2 separate regions of the Homo sapiens genome follow, and region 1 is linked to region 2. A link is a loop called in an ENCODE intact Hi-C map of the cell type or tissue named here. Cell type or tissue: Caco-2. All regions are shown on one strand. Links, peaks and the distances in the headings refer to the core of each region. The heading gives the core; the rest is flanking DNA. Region 1 overlaps DOCK9 (dedicator of cytokinesis 9). Region 2 holds the start of SLC15A1 (solute carrier family 15 member 1).

Evidence for each region. Hi-C counts contacts between places; a loop is a spot of excess contacts. Peaks named below come from ENCODE experiments on the same cell type or tissue, not always from the same donor. Only the 100,000 strongest peaks of a DNase experiment are listed, where the experiment ranks them.
Region 1: it touches region 2 in a loop (6-fold over the local background); 3 of 110 quality-filtered maps call a loop at or near these places.

Annotation. Positions count from the first base shown.
Region 1 is chr13:98,818,365-98,826,364 of GRCh38, reverse strand. DOCK9 (dedicator of cytokinesis 9) reads left to right here. Exons shown (of 53, transcript NM_001366683.2): 45 at 1,861-1,967. Among named protein-coding and RNA genes, the nearest start is that of DOCK9-AS1, 9.7 kb to the left of the region's middle. RefSeq lists an enhancer at 5,019-5,519. In Caco-2, for the core only: no CTCF peak of the experiment used is centred there; a DNase peak (open chromatin) is centred at 4,244.
Region 2 is chr13:98,747,520-98,757,664 of GRCh38, reverse strand. It overlaps SLC15A1 (solute carrier family 15 member 1), which reads left to right and starts at 4,993. Exons shown (of 23, transcript NM_005073.4): 1 at 4,993-5,070. The coding sequence starts at 5,067. It overlaps LOC105370330 (a long non-coding RNA gene), which reads left to right. Exons shown (of 3, transcript XR_931672.2): 2 at 1,633-1,943; 3 at 2,082-2,543. In Caco-2, for the core only: a CTCF peak has its summit at 5,898; DNase peaks (open chromatin) are centred at 4,984, 5,383 and 6,144; H3K4me3 peaks cover 1,647 bases.

The sequences.
Region 1 (8,000 bases), core at 1-8,000, 70 kb before region 2:
GTGACGCTTCATTTGTGCACTCTCCGTTTGTGCCCAGATGAGCAGGCCATGAATTCTTTCACAGTTTCCCTTTGGTTAAACAGCAGGTGCTCATTTCCACTTCAAAATCAGCACAGCCCCAAATGGTGACATTTATTTTTAGAATACTGAGGTTCTTAGAAAAGCTGGTAGTCTGCGTGAGTTACATGGGAGAAAACAGCAGCACCAGATCTGGGCTAATGAGGAATAGATGTACGAAGTGAGAAATAGTGTGAAACCAAAGATGCCGAGGCCACAGACTGTATATTTCTGGTGCAGCTGGCTATTTGGAATGAAACAGCAGAGCCCCAAAGAGAAAAATTTTGAAAGGGCTCCATGTTCATTTAATACCGGTACTATTTCCTGTTGAGACCTTTTATCAGGTGATGCATTTCCTCATGTTTAGAAGCAGTCCAGTGGGAGCCGCCCCTTCTCCCCCACAGCCATAGCGCCTGCCTGAGGAGGAGCCGGGGAGGTGAGCCTGAGGATCAGCCCAGCCCCCGGGGACCCCCTGCCCTGGTCACGTGCCCTCCCGTGGTGGGGGATTTGCCCTTTTAACTTTGCATGGACAGACTTCACTCTCCTTCCCTCCTACTCTGTGGCTCTCTGGTTGGCTGGTCTATTCCTGTGGGCACAAGAGGAAAGCACCTTGGCCACCATTTTTGTTATTCCATTGGCTCCGAGTTATGTGGTGAAATGTACTATATAGCCTAGAGCATGGGTGGTTGGTTTTTTTAATTTTACAGTTTGTATGTTAATGTATCCTCAAGTTCCTAGATTAATGCTTTTCATGGGAGACTCTTGTTTCCATATAACAAAATAAAAACTAAACTGGGATAGTGGCAGATGCTGGATAATCCATGAATAGTGTAGAAACCTGGGATCATGTGCAGCAGAAAAATCTCTGACTTCAGGATCTCCGTTTTCAAGGCTTGATTTCAGAATACCCTGTGTTCCTCTTTCTCCCTAAATGTAGAAGTCTCAATTCAAGTTTTTACTTCTGTTTTATTTTATTGTGAACAGTTATCTCAAAATAGAGTAGTGGAACATCTCATGCCCTTCTTCACTTGATCATTTTGCATAGCTGACGTGGTCCAACTGACTTAAAGCTGTTTTCCAGTGACTCTAAGACGAGGAAAGGTCCCAAATGGGCTGTCATTGCTTAAGAAACACATCCTTATCCCAGACATTGATCCTGCCTCTAAGCTAACACCATTTCCTCTTGGAGAATCAGAGTGCCCAGGCATCCATGCCCTCTGTTGATGCAGCCAGCCACCCACCCCGGGGCCTCTGGGGTGGGAACCAGCTAAGGCAGCCTGTCTGCTCACCATTATGGCTACGAAGCTACACCTGGGTTGTGTGGGGAAGCTCTCATCTGAGAGATGTGTTCTTCCCTGGCCAGAGTGGGTGAGGTGACAGCTTGAAGGAAACAGTTCTTTTTGAATCATACATTTCTCTTATATTGGCTTTGCCTTTGTTTTTCTTAGTATCTCAGCACGAGTCATCCTACCAAGACAAATTTTCACTTATTGTTATTTTACTATTACTTTGATTTAATACCTATTTCTCAGTTTATAGTTTAATATTTAGAGATTGCATACATTTTAATAAAGGTAGATAAAAAGGGATAAGGAAAAGAAAGTGAAAGAGGTTAGGGTTCACTATAGGGAAGAAAAGCACACAGTAGCCCCAGGTACCCCCGTGAATGCTGGCCTGGTGCCTAAGAGATTTCAAAATCCGTTATTTCATTCAACACAGAAACACACAGGGCAGGAAAAACCCTCAGGGTTCACCCACGTTCAGGTTCCTAACTCTGACTGTCCCTCCTTCCTCTCTTCCTAGGCGTGTTTAGACAAGGATGCACCGCCTTCAGGGTCATTACCCCAAACATCGACGAGGAGGCCTCCATGATGGAAGACGTGGGGATGCAGGATGTCCATTTCAACGAGGTGCGTGCTTGAACTCATGTGGGCTTTCAGGTACTGGGGTATCTGGGAGCCTGCTGTTTGCATTGCTAGTGCATCAGACCAGGGCTTTTTCCTCCCTGTAGCTGCTACTTATACACATAGCTCTAACTGAGATGATTCTCCAGACAACTGATGCAGAGCAGCAAAAGCTTCTGCCGTTCTCCCCTTCTAGGAGTGTCTCCTTTCTTTGGAAAGAGATCATGAGGGGCTAGATTGTAATGAAGTGAGGCTCAGTGCTTGAGCACATCCGGTAAAAGTTCCAATATATTGGTCATAAAGTTTCTCATTCTTTATAGCAGTTAATTTCTCTGGCTCATGAGTTTTCTTAGTTTTAATCTGACTTTTAAATTAATGTCTCCAGCACCAGTCATATCCCCAGGGCAAACTCAAAGGCATGAGAGGCCAGACTCGGGTCCTGGTCATAGCAACCCCTGTCTAGGGCCTTGGTCCCTGCCTCCGCTTGTGTGCTGTGGCGCAGGTCCTATGGGCCCTTAGGAAACAGGACCACCCTGTCGCACCCCCTACAGAGACCAGCAAGTTTGACATTAGATCACCGTAGCAATGTCTGCAAATTCCAGTTTCTTGCTAAAACAGGTTAGCCTTGCAGCCACTTATCTGTAACTGGCGAGTTTTGACATAAAACTAGATATTTGAATAAATGCCAGTTTTCTGCTGGCATTCACTCATTCACTCTGTTTCCTTTTCCATGCCTATCTGCCTGAAGGGTTCTTTGTGTGTACCTGCCTCCCTTCAGCCCAGGGCAGAATGAAACAGCTGAGGGAAAGCTTTTTAATCCTGCCCATGTTTTAAGGAAATTGAAGTTGTCCAATTTCTCCCATGGAGTGAAAGAGCAAGCCAAGAAAGGAGTCAGTCTCTTCCGCCTCTGCTGCACCTGCTTCATCCTGATTTCCAGGGCCACAGCGGTGTGGCATACGGTTGATACTGGGGCTTTTAACCATTCTCATGCCAGGGAGGCAGGCCCTTGAACACACATCCTCATGACATGAGCTAGGCCATAAGTCAGTGGTTCTCTAAACATGGTCCTGGAACCTTTCAGTGAGTCTTTGAGGCGGTACTCTTGCTACTGAATGTCTATGAGGCTGGGTTTTCTTTGTACGCAATGACCCAAACAGCCTGTCAAACAGGCTGTGTGCAGAATGGATGCACATTTGGGCTTATCTTGCAAAATCAGACAGTAAAGAGAGTTGTAAAAATGGAAAATACTACTACTCTTCACTCTTTTTTTTTTTGGAAAAAATATCCTTTTTTATTTACAAATGCTATTTTTAAAATATGTAATAGGCTTATTGTTTTCATTAAATTAATAAGTAAATCTTAATTTTGTTTCAGTTTTCATATCTAGTATTGTAAATATTGAGAGAGAACAGTCACATAAACTTTGAGGTCCTCAATAATTCTTAAAATCTACGAAGGGGTCTTGAGCTCAAAAAGTTTAAGAACCACTGTTGTAAATTGTCTAGTCTCAAATGGTCCTCAAAATTAAAAACTAAGCATGAATTAAAAGGATAACATATTGAGTGTACTTCATGTTTAAATATTAAGATAATTTAAACCCCAATAAAGTTTTCTAGGTATCCTACAAAAAAAGAAATAGATTGGTTATTACGTGGTTTTAACAGTTCTGCTGTTTCTCCACCTTGAAAGGCCTGGGTGGATGGTCTTTTTTGTTTGTTTGTTTGTTTGTTTGTTTTACTTTTTACTCTCAAATATGAAACCTGCCACTGAAGGATCAAGGCCCACATACTCTTGGCTTTGAACTCCTCACTTCAGGCGAATTTCAACTGAGTTTTTCTCTGAGAAGAGGCATGACTGCATTGTCTCCTTGCAGAAACCACCCTGGCACCTCTGCCGAGTCAGACCTCTGGAGTGTACCATTTTGTTTGGAATTAGATAAGGAAAGCAACGATGCCAGGAACAATTAAAGATTGGAAAGTAGACTATTTTTAGTGACCTATCCTGCAGAGCTGATAAAATGAAGCTTGCATTTGCTCATCTGATTGAGTAACAGGCTGAGATAGTTATTATGTTAGAGCCTAATGAATTAGCCTGTGAAATCAAGTGCAGACAGCCTTGGGGAAATTGTGAATGGAGTCCCCTCTAAGTAATAACTAAGCCTGTGACAAGGACCCCTTTATCAGCTATTTTCAGAAGACGGATTCGTCACCTTGTCCTTGAAGCATAAACTTAGTAAATCTTTAACAAGGTCCATAGTACATGACAATCTGTGGTGATTAGGATGTGACACAGCAGGGTTATAAAGTCCTGAGCAAGCCTTGCACATCCAGATTGAAACTAACGGGAAGCAGAAAGACTAACATGTTCTAAAAGACAGGAAAGCAGAAATTACCAGGCACGTTTTTGCATTGGCTGCCAGGATGTTGCAAGAAAAAGAGAGATGAAAATCTCTGCCAGAGAGGAAGGACTTTGGGGAAAATCTGGTGGGAGATAAGTGTATAACACAGTTGAATAAAAATCATTGCCCTTTTCATCTACATTATTAGATATAATTAAATGCCTGAGATGTTCTCTAAAGTGACTTTAAGGGACGCTACCTAAAAATACTCAATTCTCTTAGCAGCAGGTCTCAGATGAGTTTTTATTGGCACCAATTCCACCTTCCTTGATTCTGAGCCGAAGAGCAGACTCCTTTCCAGCTGCTTTTGATTAATAAAGAGAAACCTCCAATTCCTATTCACAATTTTGTTTTGCAAGACTGAGCCTGTGTAGATTGAAGAATTCAGAGTTTCCTGTGGTGTCAAAATTCCCCATGGCCCATGTAGTTCTGAGATCCCTCCCTTGTTAACGAATGCAGTACCAAGGTCCTGGAAGGATGCAGGTAGCATAGTTGGGAGATTGAAGAAAGTCTAAGAAAGGAACTGTTTTTAAAAGTTCAGAGAGGGTTTAGGGAAGCCAACAAGGGATGTTGCAGTGCCCCGAGGTTAGCAGCAGCTGGGCGTCACCCCTTAACCTTAGGGAGAAAGGGAGAAATTACATAGAAGGACCACCTGGCAGGACCTGTGAGCTTTTTAGTAAAGGACTCCTGAGGGCACCCACGCAGGGAGGAAAGGAGTAACTGCCCACCTCACTCTCCTCCTGCCCCCCAGCCTCCTACTGGGGCCTATCCTTGGCCAAACTCAACAGCAACCAGACAGGAAGTCACCATGCACGAGTCCTGCAGTGTCTGCTTCTCAGAGCAGAGCCCAGGAGAACAGGGCCCAGAGGAGCTCCAGAGGGAAAAGTAGAAAGTACAGGTGATCCTCATTATCCACCTATCTGCTGAAATTTCTTTGTAGCCTCCAAATCAATACTCCTTGGTACTTTTGTGGTCATTCAGGGATATGTACAGAGCATCAAAAGATTTTACCACTCAACTATGTTTCCAGCTGAGGCCGAACCAGGCAACACTCTGCTTCTTGTTGCAGCTCTCATCCCATTGTCAGAGGTGTTCAAACCAGACTGACTCCATCTTGAGTGAGGGCTAGGAAAATGAGGCTGGGACTTGCTGGGCTGCCTTCCCAGAAGGTCAGGCATTCTGAGCCTCTAGATGTTTATGGTTAAGGGATCAAATTAATAATGTTTACTAGACAGACCCAGACTTGAGAGTGTCTAGATATCTCAATATCTGGAGAAGAAAGGCGTTCCTGATTTTTCTTTAAAGCTAATAATATCGATTTTTGCAAAATACAGTAATTAAGAAAATTAATCCTTTATCACAGATCCTCATAGCAGAGCACATCTCCCCATATATACGAGTAATGTACCTGGGATGGATGTGTTCCTCCTCTTACTTTCAGGAACAGCCTCCTCTGTCTATGGAGTAGCTGTACTTTGACCACTTTTTACTTTCTTAATAAACTTGCTTTTACTTTGCACTGTGGACTTGCCCTGAATTCTTTCTTACACTAGGTCCAAGAACCCTCTCTTGGGATCTGGATTGGGACCCCTTTCCTGTAACACCATGAACAGGCCCCCTTTTGGTGGTCTACTTTATGCCATGTTTTTCACATTTGTGTGGATTTTGTTGGCGGTTTGCTGTTTAGAATGGCTTTCTGGGGTTCCTAAGTGCAAGAACACTGCCATGTGTAAGTTACATAAGCTTTGTTCAAGTGTGAGTTCTAGTGCTGTTGGCTATATATTTAATGTTAATGAATCAACAATATATATTTAGTTAGATGTCTTTAAACAAAACACATAAAACAAGTGTAGGTATTGATTGGTTAATGAAAATGTTGTAACCAGAGGCTCCCAGGAACTGAACCTTGCATTTTCCCTAGGAAGCGGACAAGTATTCACTAATTCACAGTGACTTTATAGAACATAACTACCTCAGATGACGAGAACTGACTGTATCTAGCACACAAAACTGTTGTTTTACAGAACAGCAGGTCTTGCCATTGCAGAATTGCTGCTGAATGTAATAAACATTATATGAACTTAACTAGGCCAGTCTCTGGCTTCTATTCGTCAAAATTGTTTCTATTCAGGAATAGTTGCCAGTAAGAAGCATTAAGTGTTTATATCCATAGACTATCCCAGGAGATAGAGACATCAACAGAACATATTCAGGGATTACTGTTTACGTCTCATCCAAGCGTGGTGGTTAAACCTTTAGAGCTAGCTCATGTCCACTTTACCCTTGACTGACAGTGGTCCTGGAGCCGTGAAAGTCACATGGCACATCCTCAGTGTTACAGCGATTCTCCACAACAGTAGTGGCAGTGAGTAGGGAACTTGGCCAGTGGAGTTTGGGTGGCTGTTCTGCCTTTGCCGGATGCCAGCACATACTGCCCTACTTCATTTTGCAAATGTGGACTGGGCTTCCTTGGCACTGAGCTGGGGGCCAGAGGTCTGAGAGTGAGTAAGCTGTGATCCCTGCCATAGCACACTACACTCCTACTGCTGCTTTCTGCCCTCTGAGGAGAAACACCTCAACCACAGTCCCTCCAGTCTGAACTGGAAGTTGTCTGAGTTCTTCATGACTTGGAAATTTCTAGATTGACATATGTTGATGAATTCCATAGACTGGCCATGTGCCGTGTGCTAGTTCAGGAATGTGTAAGTGGAAGTCCCTGCCTCAGAGATTTTCATCCAGTGCAAGAATCCTCAAGCTTTCAGGTTCTTAGGAATTAGTTGGATCCCTGCTACAAATATAGATTCCCATCCTTACCCCCCAAACCCAGATTTTGTTGGGTGGGTGTGGGGCCCGGGAATCTGTATTTTAAGCATCCAAGGTGATTATTCTGATGTAAGTGGTCCTCAACTGTACCTTGGGAAATGATGATATAGTAGAAATGTGCATTATGCTGTGATAGCACACTGTTGCCTAAGCCAGGTCACACATTTGCAGTTATTCCCAAATGGTAGGTAATACCGATGGCATCTAGCTTCATAGGTAAGGTTAGTTAAATTAATCCTAAAATAGAGCAAATGGTATCTCAATGAAAAAATGTTTAAATAACCCTGCACAGACATAGGCTCATGCAGGCATTTTCATGCACATGTGTGCGCACACACACACACACACACAATGTTAGTGTGCTGTTTCCAGAGACAGATGCTCAGTGCCTTCAATTGCATCACTGTGGCACACTAAAATGGGCCTGGATAATTACATTTTTAAAAGCTTCCTTGATGGCTTATGAACTTGCTGCACTGAGTTCCTTTTAAGTCTAGGCTAATATCATAAAATATTAGCCTAGACTTAAATATTATGACATATTTTATAATATTAAAAATATAAATATATTATGAAATATTTTCCCCCAACCAGCTTTTACTTAACAGTTCTTTGCATATGTCAACAATATAGGAAAAAATATCTTGGAATTTAAATTGTAAGCAAAGTGGTAAAACCATCAGGCACTCCATATGACTGCCCTATAAGGTTATCACTATCTGACCATTGTCTGGATTTGTTCTGGTTTTCAGGTGCAATGATTGCTGAGAATTTAAAGTAAATTAATAACTGGAATTTCTGCTGAAAATGTTATTCAT
Region 2 (10,145 bases), core at 1,304-9,303:
CTGAGTGCTGATCTCATTGTTACAACATTTGCCTAAGGAAAATTCTCGGAAGCCAAGCAACACTTCTGTGTCTCCAGGACCAGCCTGCCAATTCTGTACACTCCAATTCCAGACTTGGGTCCCTTTGGGGAGTATAGTGGGCTCATGGTGCCTGCCTGGAACCCGGGCCTCTTTTGGAAAAAGGGTCTTTGCATATGGAAGCAAGTGAAGGATATGGAGATGAACTCATCCTGGACTAGGGTGGGCCCCAGCTCCAATGACAAGTTCCCTTACAAGGGAGGAGAAGGAGACAGGACACAGGGCAGAAGCCATGTAGAGACAGGGGCTGAGATGGAAGTGATGCTGCCACGAACCCCAGGTCACATGGAGCCACCAGAAGCTGGAAGAGACAAGAAAGGGTCCCCCCCAGAGCCTCTGGAGGGAGCATGCTGCTGATACCTTGATTTTGGATTTCTGACCTCCAGAACTGTGAAAGAACACACTTGTGTTTTCATAAGCCTCCAAGTCTGTGGCAGTTTGTTACGGCAGCCACAGGAAACGAATAGAATACATAGACTGTGTTGCCCATATGGAGGGTATAAAAACCGAGTCTACTGCTGACGAAAAGAGTCAAACTCCGTAAAATATTTGAAGAGATTTATTATGAGCCAAATGTGAGTGACCAAGGCCCCTGACACAGCCCTTGGGAGATCCTGAGAACATGTGTCCCAGGTAATCCCGGTGTAGCTTGGTGTTACACATTTTAGAGACATGAGACATCAATCAAATACATTTAAGAGGTACATTGGTTCAGTCCAGAAAGGCAGGACAAACTTGAAGCAGTAGGGGATGGGGGGAGGTGTGCTTTTGGATTATAGGTAGATTTAAAATTTTCTGGTTGACAATTGGCTGAATTTATCTAAAGAGCTGAGATCAATGGACAGAAAATGTCCGGGTTGCAATAAGAGGTGATGGAGACCAAAGTTTTATCATGCAGGTGAAGCCTCCAGGTAGCAGGCTTCAGAGAGAATATATTGTAAATGTTTTTTATTAGACTTAAGGTCTGCGTTGATGTTAGTGCCATGCCCAAGAGGTACAAGGAGGCACGTCCAATCCCCACTTCCCATCATGGCCTGGAGCAGTCTCTCAGGTTAAATTTTAAGAGTGCCCGGGCAGAGGAGGAAGTCCATTCAGATGGTCGGGGGGCCTTAGAAATTTACTTTTGGTTTACACTATTACCCCCTACACAGCCTGCCAGGGAGCAGCACAGCAAGACACAGGTCTCCAGGGATTGGCTGAGCTATTCAGGATCTGCAGAGCCTGTCTCCTTGACCCCCTTGGTTTTTGTTCTTCATTTAGGCTTCTCCATCTTGAGTACCTTGCCTCTTCTGGCCGTGCTGTAACGGATAAGAATGTGAGCTCTGTGGGCGCAGGCCTGTCTCTGCGCTGGCCACCCACTCTGCCCAATGCCGTCACTAGCATGGTAGTTGGCACTGGGAGGTGATAAATAAATAATGCCTGAATGAAGGATTAAATAAGCCTGTGGAAGAAACAGCATTTGTCTCGCAACTACTGAGAAGTTGCTGCACCCACTGCAGACGTTCTGATTCAGTAGCTCTGGGGCGGGGCCTGAGAATCTGCATTTCTCTCAAGTTCCTAGGTGATGCTGATGCTGCTGGTCCAGGGATCACAGTTTAAGAACCGCTGGCCTAGACCAAGAGTGTGTTTACAGAAGTCCGGATTCCAGGGTTCATGAGCTCAGCCACAGAAATACCACCCTGCAGAGAAAACTTTGACCTAAACAAACCATCACAAGCTCCACCTTTCTACGCCCGGGATATCTCGCAGGGTAGCAACTGTGAGTGTGCTTCCAAACCTTCCAGAGAAAGTTTTCCTTTCCTTCAGCCGAGGCTGCATTTTTCTACCTAATGAGGTCCTGTGACTTGCAGCCCCCATTTCTGGAGGTAACATTGACCGCTACCTTGTGTGTATCAATGCTGCAACTAATTGAAGAGTTTCTTACTCTTCAGCGGCAGTGAAGAAAGCCGGGGAAGGGCAGGCTCAGTCACCTCCATGGAATAGCAGTCTCTGTTTCTCCCTAGGCACCACAGTCTTCCAGAAAGGCTGGCTGGGAGAATGCTAAGACTCAAGAGATAATAGAGTCAGGTGAGTGGATAAACCAAGTGTGTTGTAGACACACAACAGAATATTCCTCAACTTCAGAAGGAAGGAAGGCTGATGTACTTCATACCATGGATGAGCCTGGAGGGCATTACCCAAAGTGAAAGAAGCCAGACACAAAAGGACAAACACTGGAGATTTCTTCCCTGGACGACAGAGTTGTCAGATTTATGGAGACAAAAAGAAGAACGGTGGGTGTCAGGGCCTGGGGGCAAGGGTGGATGGGGAGTATTGCTTAATGGGTCCAGTGTTTCCATTTGGGAAGATGAAGAAGTTCTGGAGCTGGATGGTGGGAATGGTGGGACAACAATGAGAATGTACTTCATGCCACTGAACTGTGCACTTCAGATAGTTTTACATTGTATTTCAGCATGATTAAAACAAAAAGGCTGTGGAAACTCACCTTCATTCCCCTTTTTAATGTTCCTTTCTGTGTTTGCAAAACCTCCTGAGATCAGGCAAGAAAACAGAACAATAATCTGGAGACAATCACTGTGTTATTATTTTTGTTTTGTGATTCTTTTTTGTAAATTATACTTTAAGTTCTAGGGTACATGTGCAGAACGAGCAGGTTTGCTACATAGGTATACACATGCCATGTTGGCCTGCTGCACCCATCAACTCATCATTTATATTAGGTATTTCTCCCAATGCTATCCCTCCCCCAGCCCCCCACCCCCTGACAGGCCCTGGTGTGTTATGTTGCTCGCCCTGTGTCCATGTGTTCTTATTGTTCAACTCCTACCCATGAGTGAGAACATGCAGTATTTGGTTTTCTGTCCCTGTGATAGTTTGCTGAGAATGATGGTTTCTAGCTTCATCCATGTCCCTGCAAAGCACGTGAACTCATCCTTTTTTATGGCTGCATAGTATTCCATGGTGTATATGTGCCACAATTTCTTAATCCGATCTATCACTGATGGACATTTGAGCTGGTTTCCAAGACATTGCTATTGTGAATAGTGCCTCAGTAAACATATGTGTGCACGTGTCTTTATAGTAGCATGATTTATAATCCTTTGGGTGTATACCCAGTAATGGGATCGCTGAGTCAAATGGTATTTCTAGTTCTAGATCCTTGAGGAATTGCCACACTGTCTTCCACAATGGTTGAACTAATTTCCACTCCCACCAACAGTGTAAAAGTGTTCCTATTCCTCCATATCCTCTCCAGCATTTGTTGTTTCCTGACTTTTTAATGATCGCCATTCTAACTGGCATGAGATGGTATCTGATTGTGGTTTTGATTTGCATTTCTCTGATGACCAGTGATGATGAGCATTTTTTCGTGTGTCTGTTGGCTGCATAAATGTCTTCTTTTGAGAAGGGTCTGTTCATATCCTTTGCCCACTTTTTGATGGGGTTGTTTGATTTTTTTCTTGTAAATTTGTTTAAGTTCTTTGTAGATTCTAGATATTAGTCCTTTGTCAGATGGGTAGATTGCAAACATTTTCTCCCATTCTGTAGGTTGCCTGTTCACTCTGATGGTAGTTTCTTTTGCTGTGCAGAAGCTTTTTAGTTTAATTAGGTCCCATTTGTCTATTTTGGCTTTTGTTGCCATTGCTCTTGGTGTTTTAGACATGAAGTCCTTGCCCATGCCTATGTCCTGAATGGTATTGCCTAGGTTTTCTTCTAGGGTTTTTATGATTTTAGGTCTTACATTTAAGTCTTTAATCCATCTTGAATTAATTTTTGTATAAGGTGTAAGGAAGGGATTCAGTTTCAGCTTTCTACATATGGCTAGCCAGTTTTCCCAGCACCATTTATTAAATAGGGAATCCATTTCCCATGGCTTGTTTTTGTCAGGTTTGTCAAAGATCAGATAGTTGTAGATGTGTGGTGTTATTTCTGAGGCCTCTGTTCTGTTCCATTGGTCTATATATCTGTTTTGGTACCAGTGCCATGCTGTTTTGCTTACTGTAGCCTTGTAGTATAGTTTGAAGTCAGGTAGCATGATGCCTCCAGCTTTGTTCTTTTTGCTTAGGATTGTCTTGGCTATGGGGGCTCTTTTTTGGTTCCGTATGAACTTTAAAGTAGTTTTTTCCAATTCTGCGAAGAAAGGCATTGGTAGCTTGATGGGCATAGCATTGAATCTATAAATTACCTTGAGCAGTATGACTATTTTCACGATATTGATTCCTCCTATCCATGAGCATAGAATATTCTTCCATTTGGTTGTGTCCTCTTAAAGAAAGGATGATTCTTAAAGAAAGGAAATGTAGAATCCCCCAGAAATGCTTTCAAAGGTTGAATCTCAAAATAAAGCCACACACACACTCTCACACACACTCTCACACACACATCACACATACATTCTCACATGCAAACTATATACATATTCTCACACATGCTCACACTCAATCCTCATTCACACACACACACTCACACACAATCCTCACTCACACCCACACACACATTCTCTCTCACACACACACACACACACACAGCTGACCACTGTCCCACCGTGTTTTGCCTCCCCACCCAGAAGCGTGCGTTCCTCCCACAGTGGTTTCCAAAGTGTCGTTCTGGATCCAGCAGCATCAACCTCCCCTTAGACTTCTTAGAAATGCACATTCTGGGGCCCCAGCCCCGACCTCCTGAGTCAGCTGGCCGGGGGGTGGGGCCTGGGAATCCGCGTTTAGACTGGCTCTCCCCCGGCCTGCCACGCGCTCCCGTCGGGGCCCACCCGCACCTGGGCCGGGGCTGGTGTCCACGCGCGACGGCTCGGGAGCACGGACCTCTGCTCCCCGCAGCACCGCCCCCCGGGTGGAGCCGGCGGCCCCGCCTCGCAGAGCTGGGGCTGTACCTGGGGCAACGGGGCCGGGCCTGGACGTCAGGTCGGAGGAGTAGCACCTGCCAGGAGCACGTCCCGCCGGCAGGTCGCAGGAGCCCTGGGAGCCGCCGCCATGGGTACGCTCGGCGGGTGGGGGGCCGGCCGGGCTAAAGACTCGGAGCTACGCGGGGCGGGGGCCGGCACCGAGGGCCGGGAGGCGCGAAGGGTACGCGGCGGCGGGAAGCGGGGCGACCCGAAGGCCCACGGGGGCCGGGAGGTTGCGGGGCGCCCGGGATCCCCTCCCGGGTGGTCACCGTGCGGCCGGGGCGCGGAAGCCAGAGGTGCCCAGAGGCGCCGACTCCGCCGAGGTTGCGATCCTGGCCCGCCCGCCCGTGGGGCACTGTAATCCTCGTATTCCCACCCTGCGGGCCGGGAGTGCGCTTGGAGCGGGACGGGACCCAGCGGGTGACGGCAGGGGCGGCAGAAACACCGTCTAACTGGCGGAAGCCTTGTGGCTGCCTTTGCACTTGTCTTGCCTCTGGCTGGCGAGGTGACCCTGGAGTTCCGCAGGGAACCCTGGCCCAAGAGGAGATGGGGCCTCTCTTTGTGGCCCCCTCTTAACCCTCTGCACTGTCCCCTGGCTTAATTTGAGGCACCTTCTGTGCCTTACAGAAGGTGAGGAGCTGGCTCTTGATGGGGCTGGAGCGTCAGCAAAACAGCTAGGAGGCAACTTGACTCCTGCCCCGCTTCCGAATTAATCACCCTGGAACTAAGGCAGACCCAGAGAGAATGAACGGAAGCAGAGCCAGAGCTGCTGGGAGCAGCCCAGCCCGCTGCTTTCTTAAAGATGAGGAAGCCCAGTCAGCTTCCCAAAGTTGTGCCATGGATGCCCCCGGCCAGCATTTTGCAGAAGATGTGGCCACGTTGTTGAGGGGGATCTGAGCCTGTAGACAGGAATGTCGGTCGGTGGCTGCCTCAGTGGTCCTGGTGGAGTGATGTGTGTCAGTGCCCAGCCCCAGGGTGCAGCCGTCCTCTGGCTCTCAGAATGCCTGCCGGACACAGCATGTGGTGGTTCCTAAGGAGAAGCAGTGAGTGGTTCACACTTTGGACTTCTAATTGTAGCCAGTTGTGCCTGTTCCAGAAAGACCTGCAACTTCCCTCTCTGGCGGAGACTGTGGCCGAGCTCAGCTCTGCAGGCAGATTCCTGGGCTGCAGTTCTGGGTCCCGCCCTCAAACAAGTCCCACCTGTCACTCTATGCAACTTTGCTGGGAGGTGCTCTGAACTATTTCTGTTGATCATCAAATACCAAATACCTGAGCAGCATCCTTGTTGAGTTGGAATTTATGACCCGTGTTTAGCATTTCCAGCAGATCCAATCCCGAGAGCTGTTAGAGGCAGCTGCCTGGTTATTGGTGAAGGAATACAGAGTTAGATTTGAAGCCTCCTTTCCAAATGAATTGATGCGTTCTAGTCTGCAACTGGTCCTCTCTGTTTGCAACTGAGATTGACATAGCATGTGAATAGCAACAAAAAAGTTGATATGCAAAAACCGATTTGATTTTTACTGAAGTCCTAACTTTTCAATATCAAGGGTTAGTTAGTAAATGAAAAAAAAATTGTTTAATGGTTGTTATGGGGAAAAAAAGTAGTAGTAACTTCTCTTAAGAACAGATCTTGGCCGGGCGCAGTGGCTCACGCTTGTAATCCCAGCACTTTGGGAGGCCAGGGCAGGTGGATCACCTGAGGTCAGGAGTTCGAGACCAACCTGGCCAACATGGTAAGACCCCCGTCTCTACTAAAAATATATAAAAACTAGCTGGGCATAGTGGCGGGTGCCTGTAATCCCAGCTACTCGGAAGGCTGAGGCAGGAGAATTGCTTGAACCCAGGAGACGAAGGTTGCAGTGAGCCAACGTGGTGCCACCGCACTCCAGCCTCCGCGACAGAGTAAGACTCCGTCTCAAAAAAAAAAAAAAAGAACAGATCTTTGGTACTTAGGTCATGCCAGAATTGCTTCAGATCCCTCAGTGACTGAGGGGACACTTGAAGCAGTTGGCGAACGAGGCAGGGGACAAAAAGGACGTGGTCCTTAGAGAAGCCTGTACCTCCTGCCTCTGACTTTGTCCCACTGTAATTGGAGCAAATTTTCACGGCAGGTGCTTTTTCATTCCTTGAGAATCCAGGAGCAGAAGTTCTGAATGAATAGGAAAGTGAGGGATTGGATGAGACTCAGAATCATACCATTAAGGCATTTATTAGACTTAGTAACAGAGGCAAGGAGAATCCACAACAGTTAACAGAATAAATAGAAGTTGCTTTGGGGCTGGGCGCGGTGGCTCACACCTGTAATCCCAGAACTTTGGGAGGCCGAGGCGGGCGGATCATAAGTTCAAGAGATCAAGATCATCCTGGCCAACATGGTGAAACCCCGTCTCTACTAAAAATACAAAAATTAGCTGGGCATGGTGGCATGTGCCTGTTGTCCCAGCTACTAGGGAGGCTGAGGCAGGAGAATCACTTGAACCCGGGAGGCAGAGGTTGCAGTGAGCCAAGATCGTGCCATTGCACTCCAGCCTGGACGACAAGAGTGAAACTCCGTCTCAAAAAAAAAAAAATGTTGCTTTGGGTGTGGCAATGCACAGCCAAACCTGGCTGAGTGTCTTGTTGGGCTCATGAACGGCACCTCCTTTGTTTTAAAGCAGTGGTCGACAGTCTCTTCTGGAAAGCCCCAGGTAGGAAATGCTTCGGGTCCTGGGGGCCAGGTGGTCTCTGTGGCAACTTCTCAACTCTGCAGTTCTAGAGCAGCCGTACACAATCAACAAATGAGCAGAGCAGTTTCTATAAAACTTCATTATGTACTGAGACATTTGAATTTTATGTAATTTTCATGTGCCACAAAATCTTAAAAAACTTTTTACAATCACTTAAAAATGTAAGCTTACATTCTTCTTAGCTTGTGAGCCACACAAAAACAGGCAGTGGGCCAGATGTAGCCCATGAGCCATAGTTTGGGGATCCTAGCCAAGGTATCTGTGTGGTTCTCAGAGCCTGGGGTGGAGAGATGTTCTTTTCCCAAGGGCTGTCAGGTTGAATTCAGTCTCTGAATAGCAGAAAACTTCTTATATGCTGGGAAGAAGCGTCAGTAAGAAAAAGCAGCCTCCGAAGCCTTCGTAGGATCATAGGGCTGGGGGTGCTTTTGCTGAAGGTTTTGACTATTTGATCTCTTTCCTCCCACCCCACCTCACTCCCTTATCCAAAGCTTAGCAAGACTATGCTAAATGGACTCTGAAAATTAGGTACAAGGCTTCAGGTTCAATGCAGCAAGCACCTGCCTCTATCTGCCAAGACCTCCAGGTTGATTGGAGATACTCACTCACTTAAAGTAGGATACTTTATTCTCTTCCTGCCCCACCAGATCTCAGCCTCCTGGCTGGCCTTGTTTGTGATTCTGATAGGTTTTTCCAAGTCAGCTGCCTGAGCTTAAAATGATGGATGGGCTGTGAAGGTCCCTCACACCTGGTGCGTCCCTCCACATTCTCTCCTCCTCCTGTCAACTCTTGAGTCAACCGAAGAACAATATTGAAGTACCAGGGCAGCTGGTGTCCCTGCTGCAAGCTATAGAGGTGGTCCCACACTGAAGGAAGCCTTTGGCATATGACCTTCGGGGGAACTCACCTCCTCCTAGCCAGCAGCAAGAAAAGAGAACTTCTAACATTGGGTTCTTTTGGGCTAATATTGCTCTAAGTCAGCGTTTTTCAAACTTGAACATGCATCAGGCTTATCTGAGTGAGGGCTTGTTCCAGCAGTGGGGCTCGCTGGGCCTCTTGCCTAGAGTCTCAGGTGCAGGGTAGAGCTCATGCACTGACATTTGACCACGTTCCCACGTGGTGTGATGCTGCTGCTCCCAGGCCCACGCTTTGAGAACCACGACTCTAAAGATCCCCTGGGTTCTTTTTTTTGACCCCTGCCCATGTGAACATGTTGCCACTGTGCCCTAAAATTAGGCTGTGGGAAGGTCTAGTACAGTCTGGGCCCTGGCTTGTCCATGTGGGTACATGTCCGTGATGATGAAGCATTGGGTAAATTAGCAGGTAGAACTTGAGAATTAGTCTGCCGGTGCCGTCTTAACGTAGGGATAGCTGGGCACTGCGGCTTACGCCTGTAATCTCAGCGTTTGGAGAGGCTGAGACAGGCGGATCATTTGAGCTCAGGAGTTTGAAATCAGTCTGCGCAACATGGCAAAACCCCGTCTCCACAAAAAAAATACAAAAATATTAGCTGGGCATGGCGGTGCGCACCTCTAGTCCCAGCTACTCGGGAGGCTGAGGCCAGAGGATCACTTGAGCCCAGGAGGTGGAGGTTGCAGTGAGCTAAGATTGCTCCACTGTGCTCCAGCCTGGGCAACAGAGAAACTGTGTCTGAAGCAACAACAAGACAAAAACAAAGAAGTAAAGAGAGTAGAAATGAATAGGAGTGAGAAATGAATGTGGTTCAGCTGGGCTGGCCAGGATGCACCTGAATTGCATATCTATGCAGGTATTTACTTAACCATGTGAGGATAAAAATAATCCTGCCTGAAGAAATTATATCCTCAGGGGGCAGGAACATAAGCCCGTAAACAACACTCTTCCACTCCGAGTTAGAGTTGAGGAAAATGAGGTACTATGAGACCAGTGAAAGCAGCAACTAGGAGTGTTTGTCTGAGCAGGAGGGTTTGCCTACTTTAGGTTTGCCCAGTTTGGATGGAATGCTAAATGTTTGCATGGTCTTTCACGTCTCTTACAAAATGTCCTGAGTAAGATTATTCCATTTTCGATTCCCTTGGGTTTTTTTGTTTGTTCATTTGTTTTTTGAGATGCAGTCTGCTCTGTCAACCAGGCTGGAGTGCAGTGGCACAATCTCGGCTCACAGCAACTTCTGCCTCCTGAGTTCAAGCAATTCTCCTGTCTCAGCCTCCAGAGTAGCTGGGATCACAGGTGCGCACCATCACACCTGGCTAACTTTTGTATTTTTAGTAGAGACGGGGTTTCACCACGTTGGCCAGGATGGTCTCAAACTCCTTACCTCAGGTGACCCGCCTGCCTTGGCCTCCCAAAGTGCTGGGATTACAGGCCTGAGCCACTGTGCCAGGCTGGGTTTTTTTGATTAATAATTTTTTTCTACTGCCCTTTGAGTTACTGAACCATTCCATGAAGAACAAACAGGGCTTACT